Linked DNA regions of Homo sapiens: region 2 is linked to region 1. Evidence: chromatin loops called from intact Hi-C (ENCODE). Cell type or tissue: A673. All regions are shown on one strand.

What was found. Peaks named below come from ENCODE experiments on the same cell type or tissue, not always from the same donor. Only the 100,000 strongest peaks of a DNase experiment are listed, where the experiment ranks them.
Region 2: a loop joins it to region 1, with 9 times the contacts of the local background. A loop is called at or near these places in 53 of 110 quality-filtered maps.

What each region holds. Positions count from the first base shown.
Region 1 is chr11:44,537,532-44,540,031 of GRCh38, forward strand. It overlaps the pseudogene RPL7AP79. Among named protein-coding and RNA genes, the nearest start is that of CD82, 27 kb to the right of the region's middle. RefSeq lists a silencer at 1,094-1,153 and an enhancer at 2,264-2,500. In A673, a CTCF peak has its summit at 1,135 (motif pointing left); a DNase peak (open chromatin) is centred at 1,100.
Region 2 is chr11:44,132,507-44,135,006 of GRCh38, forward strand. The region is part of intron 7 of EXT2 (exostosin glycosyltransferase 2); the gene reads left to right. Among named protein-coding and RNA genes, the nearest start is that of EXT2, 38 kb to the left of the region's middle. In A673, CTCF peaks have their summits at 204 and 1,030 (motif pointing right); a DNase peak (open chromatin) is centred at 1,065; H3K27ac peaks cover 2,030 bases.

The DNA.
Region 1 (2,500 bases):
CATAGCCGGGTGTGGTGGCGCATCCCTGTAGTCCCAGCTACTCAGGAGGCTGAGGCAGGAGAATTGCTTGAACTCAGGAGGCGGAGGTTGCAGTAAGCCGAGATCACGCTACTGCACTCCAGCCTGGGTGACCGAGTGAGACTCCCTCTCAAAAAAAGAGCCTTGGAGAGCTAGCCCATGGTTTGAGCCACTTAGGATCACCACAGTGGAGGGGTGGCCAAGGGAGTGAGGTCCTTGTCCTGTCATCCTAGGCTCCAACGGCTTTCTTTGTCTGCCTCCGTGTCTGTCTTCCCCACTGGGTGTGGCAGAGTCAGGCCTCTACTGCTAAGCCTGAAAATGCCCGACTCAGGCCAGCCCCATTTGACAGAGAGAAAGGCCCAGAGAGGGGAAGGGACTTGCTTGAGCCACAGCCAAGGAGGCTGAGGGGACTGCGGTGACAGAGGAGCGCCACCTCCATCTCCCTATCCATGTAACTCCAGCGCGTCTGCCTCTGAGGAAAAGAGACCTGCAGCCTACCCGGATGTGCTCATGCCAGCGCAGAAGAGTGTGTCCAAGGTGTGGTCTCCCTGGACCACTGGCTCTCCTGGCATCTTCCGTAGGAACCTACGCAGCTCCATGTGTTCTTCACTCCTGGTTTCTCCCTTCTCAGAATTCCAGGCTGCTGAGTTTTTCATTTCGCCGTCCCTCAGAGAGGCAGAATCCGTGTGTTGGGGAAGTCTGGAGATGCCCCTGGACTTCCCTGGGAGGTGCAACTTAAAAACAAAGAAACAAAACCGCAAATCCAACGCCTATCAACTGTCAGGTGTGGCCTGACAACATCCCGATGTCCCGTCGTAGCAGGATTGCCCCCGCTTTGGAGGGGAGGAAACCAAGGCTCAGAGAGGAAATGGGCGCTCCTGGTGTCCCCCGCTGGGAGTAGAACTCAAGCCTGGAGGCTCCAAGCAGCCTGTGGCCTGCTCTGGTGAGGTTTTTCGCACCTCTCCCAGGGCCTCCTTCCTCCCCGACGCAGAACAACTCGGATCTGCTGGTCCCACGGCGTCCTCAGGTCTCATCGGACCGTCAGTGGGCCTGGACAGCAGTGAGCAGGGCCCAGACGGCCGTTTCAGAGACAAGGGCGACACCTGCTGGAGATAAGTGAGCACGACATGCTAAGGCCAGGGGCGCATTCACTGCCTGGCTTCCTTTCTCCCTTGATGGGTGTTTATTGAAGGCCTGCTAGATGCAGCATCTCCAAGGTGTCAGAGACACTGAATGAAACCTGGTCTTTACCCCACAAGAGATTCCCAGCCAAATATAGAAGGTGCATAGCAATAATTGCAATGTAAAGTATGAAAACCAATGGTTTTCACTTTTTCCCCGCTTTTAATCAGTGGAAATAAATTCCTGTGTGAAAATGTAGTTAATAGGCCAGGTGCAGTGACTCACACCTGTAATCCCGACACTTTGGGAGGCCAAGGCAGAAGGATTGCTGGAGCTCAGGAGTTTGAGACCAGCCTGGCAACACAGCGAAACTGCGTCTCGACCAAAAATACAAAAGTTGGCGGAGTGTGGTGGCATGCACTTATGGTCCCAGCTACTCCAGAGGCTGAGGTGGGAGGATTGTTTGAGCCTTGGAGGTCAAAGCTGCAGTGAGCTGAGATTGCGCCACTGCACCCCAGCCTGGGTGACAGAGTGAGACCCTGTCACCAAGAAAACCAAAAGCAAAATCAAAAAAAGTAATTGACAATAGTAGCCAACACTTAGCGAGCACTTACTGTGTGCTAGGCATGGTCCTGAGCGCCTTATTTGAATGAACTCATTTATTCCTCCCAACAACCCTTAGGAGGCAGGTACAACATTAGCTTCGCTTTACAGATGAGGAGACTAATGATCAAAGAATGCGAGTAACCTGGCCAGGGTCATGAAGCTTGAAAGATGCAGAGTCAGGTTTTGAATGCAGGCCGCCTGGCTTTGAAGCCTTGACCTTCATCTCAAGGTTATGGGACTGCCTCTCTGTACACCTGGTACAAGTAAGGCTTCTCTGGCAGTAGGGGTTGGGGGGATGTGAAGTTAGGAACCACACTTGCTCTGCCCATCCCCCACCTCCTCTGGATTCCTAAGGAACCATCAAAAGCTGCCGACCCCAGTGTGGAAATCAGTGCATGCATGACATCGATAGGTCTTAAGCAGGGAAGAGGGAAAATTCTTTTTGAAGGAGAATTTGTATCATTTTAATGATTTTTATGTACAGAAAATGAAAGTGTACATTTAACCCAGTTAAGTGGCAAGTTCTTTAACCTTTGCCTTTTCCAACTTGGCAATGCAAGCCATAGATTTGGGACCCAGGATATTGCCTCCCCAGTGACGACGGATATCATCATATCTGTCGTTGTAATTAGTCCTGACAGCTTCCACCAGCTTCATCAAAACTCCTTTGTCTTCTGAGTTAACCTGTGTGAAGGCAACAGTGGTGCAGGTCTTCCTGTGGACTGGACGTTCCAGTCTTGCCTTCCCCTTGATA
Region 2 (2,500 bases), 410 kb before region 1:
CCATTTCCTCATTTATGAAATGAAGGGGTTGGCTAAATAATCTCTCATGTTCCATGTGGCTGTTAAAAAACTCTATGAAATGCTTATCCCTACCAAGAACATTACTCTCCTTGACAACATTAATAATTTAGTGGTCATCTCTTCTCCCCTTGAACAGCTCTAGTCACAAGGGCCACTTGCCTCCTCTAGTGGTGAACAGTCCACTATGCCAGCTTAAAAAGAAAGGTGGTCTTGGCACTTTCCCGGCCCCCTTTCTAACTCCCTTTTCCGCTTTCTGACGGCCTCTTTCCCTGTGCTGCTTTCGGACCATCTAAAGCTCTCCACTGCGGCAACTCACTAGTCCCACTCCCCTTTCTCTGAGTAATCCATGTTCCCAAAATGACCTCTTTTCTTTTCCTAACCCCACATTTCTAGAGTGGGCTGATCTCAATTAGATATGAGATTATCTGGTTAAAGTAATTTCCAGTTAGGTATAAAGGATGACTAGGTTTCTTCAACTACTACTAGATTCCAATAGCACCCCTCCCCTCAGTTGTGATCACCAAAAATGTCTCTAGAACATTGCTTGCCAATTGTCCCCTTTGGGGTTGGGGGTGGAGGGCAAGCAAAATTGCTTTAACTGAGAACCACTGTTCTCTATAGATAGTTAATGTCTCATCTCTCTAAAATTAGAGTTCTTTGGTTCTATAACAAAATATACTGTTTCCAAAACATTCTTGTCATTTTGCTTTCTGTTTACCTTCTATTGATTTAACCTGACCTTGGCAGGAGTAATTAAAAAAATGGTAAAACACCTGATTCTGAAAAGTTCTTATACCTTAGTGAATTCTCTTTAGGGAGGTCAGAGGTGGGTCTTTTTGCAAGACAGGCATCCACTTTTAGGGGAAAGCCTATTGTATCAGTAGTTGATACCTTGGAGCCCCTAGATGATGTATCAGAATGAACTGAGGGTGAGGAACAGAGTCTGATTTGCTTGCTGAGAAACTCCAGACTAGCTTAATGGAGCTGCATTGGACAGTTGTAGCCAGCAGAGGTCTCCATCCACTTTTAATTAACTCATTTTCCCTCTGAGTATTTAAATCTTTCCAAGAAATCCTAAATGCCATGAGCCACTCTGGTGCTTCACACTGACATCTTCCTGATAGCTGCTCTCTAGAGACCATTTCTTTCAGATGAAGAAGAAGAAAGAAAATCCTGCTTAGCACAGGATTTTACTCTCCCTAGATGCAATAGAGCTAAAGTTTCTGATTTGGCCCCAGAAATGTGGGGTAGGGTCTTGGTGAGGAAGGTATTGGAGCAACATTTTGCAGCTTAGAGTTTAGGATCAGAAAGGCTACAATCTGACAGATGTCTAAAGTGGTGAAAGTCCTTGTTGTGACGGGAATTTGTGTGTACCAAGGGAGAAAGTCATACTACCTGACAAAGAAAGGAAATTAAATTCCCTTAGATGTGATAGTAGCAGCCAAAAAGTTAACTACAAGGCTAGAGCCTAATGTAAGTAACAGCTATAGTTAGACTAAGACTTTTGAAAAAAAGTACAACCTGTGTCTCTGGTATCTATTCCTGAAGGCCACCAGTGAGCAGTGCTGCCACACGTGGCATTGGGCAGACTACTGGGGGCTTATAGGGCTTTTTGTGGGGAAGTTAAAAAACAGTTCCTTAAGTCAGTAGAAGACAGTAGTTGTAACAGTATAAAGCTGACTTCTCAGTTGGCCTTTTATTGTCCTGTGAGCTAATGATTAACTAGTTAATTTATTGAATCCCTAATGTTTTTTGGTGGGGGGAGAGATTATAGGAGATAATAAAAAAAATCTTTGATCCCCATTCACAAAGGGCTTGTGTTGGGGATATATGGGTATAAGCATAAAGAAAGTTGAGAAGATGATGCCGATATTTCTAGGTACATTATGGGTCATTAAGGGTCTGAAATGGAAGGGAGAAAGTTGGGGCTAAAGCTGTCAGGATGAATTTCTTGGAGATGTAGAATCTGAGGTAGGCCTTGAGATGGGAGTTCCATCAGCCATCTTTCTTATGTTGGAAGGCAGGCAGAAGTATGCAGCTAAATATTTTTCTGTAGTCAAATGGAACATTCATATTCCCAGTCTCCCCTGAATCACAAAGAAAAAGTACACAATCTGGGATCTCAGAAGGCTGGATAGACACTAGACTGTATCGTTAGAAATGTTTGTATGGATAGGGAGGAAGGTGTAAATGGATCCCCAGTTTATCTGTTGAGTAGAATTTCCAAACATTCTTTTATTGGTCAGTGGCTCCACCAGCAGTGACCTCTAACCTCAGCCACACTAGGAGGTGGAAGTCAGGAGCCTGACTTGCCTTTGAACTCTTCTTTGTACTCAATTGACTAGAAGCCTTTGAGGTGGCAGAAACATTCAGCATCTTCTTTTCTCTCTAGCCTTTAACACTTGGGGTACATTAAAATACCAGTTTCTTTTCAGTCTATTACACTGATCCATCTCAATGTGCCTTCATATTTTTCTAT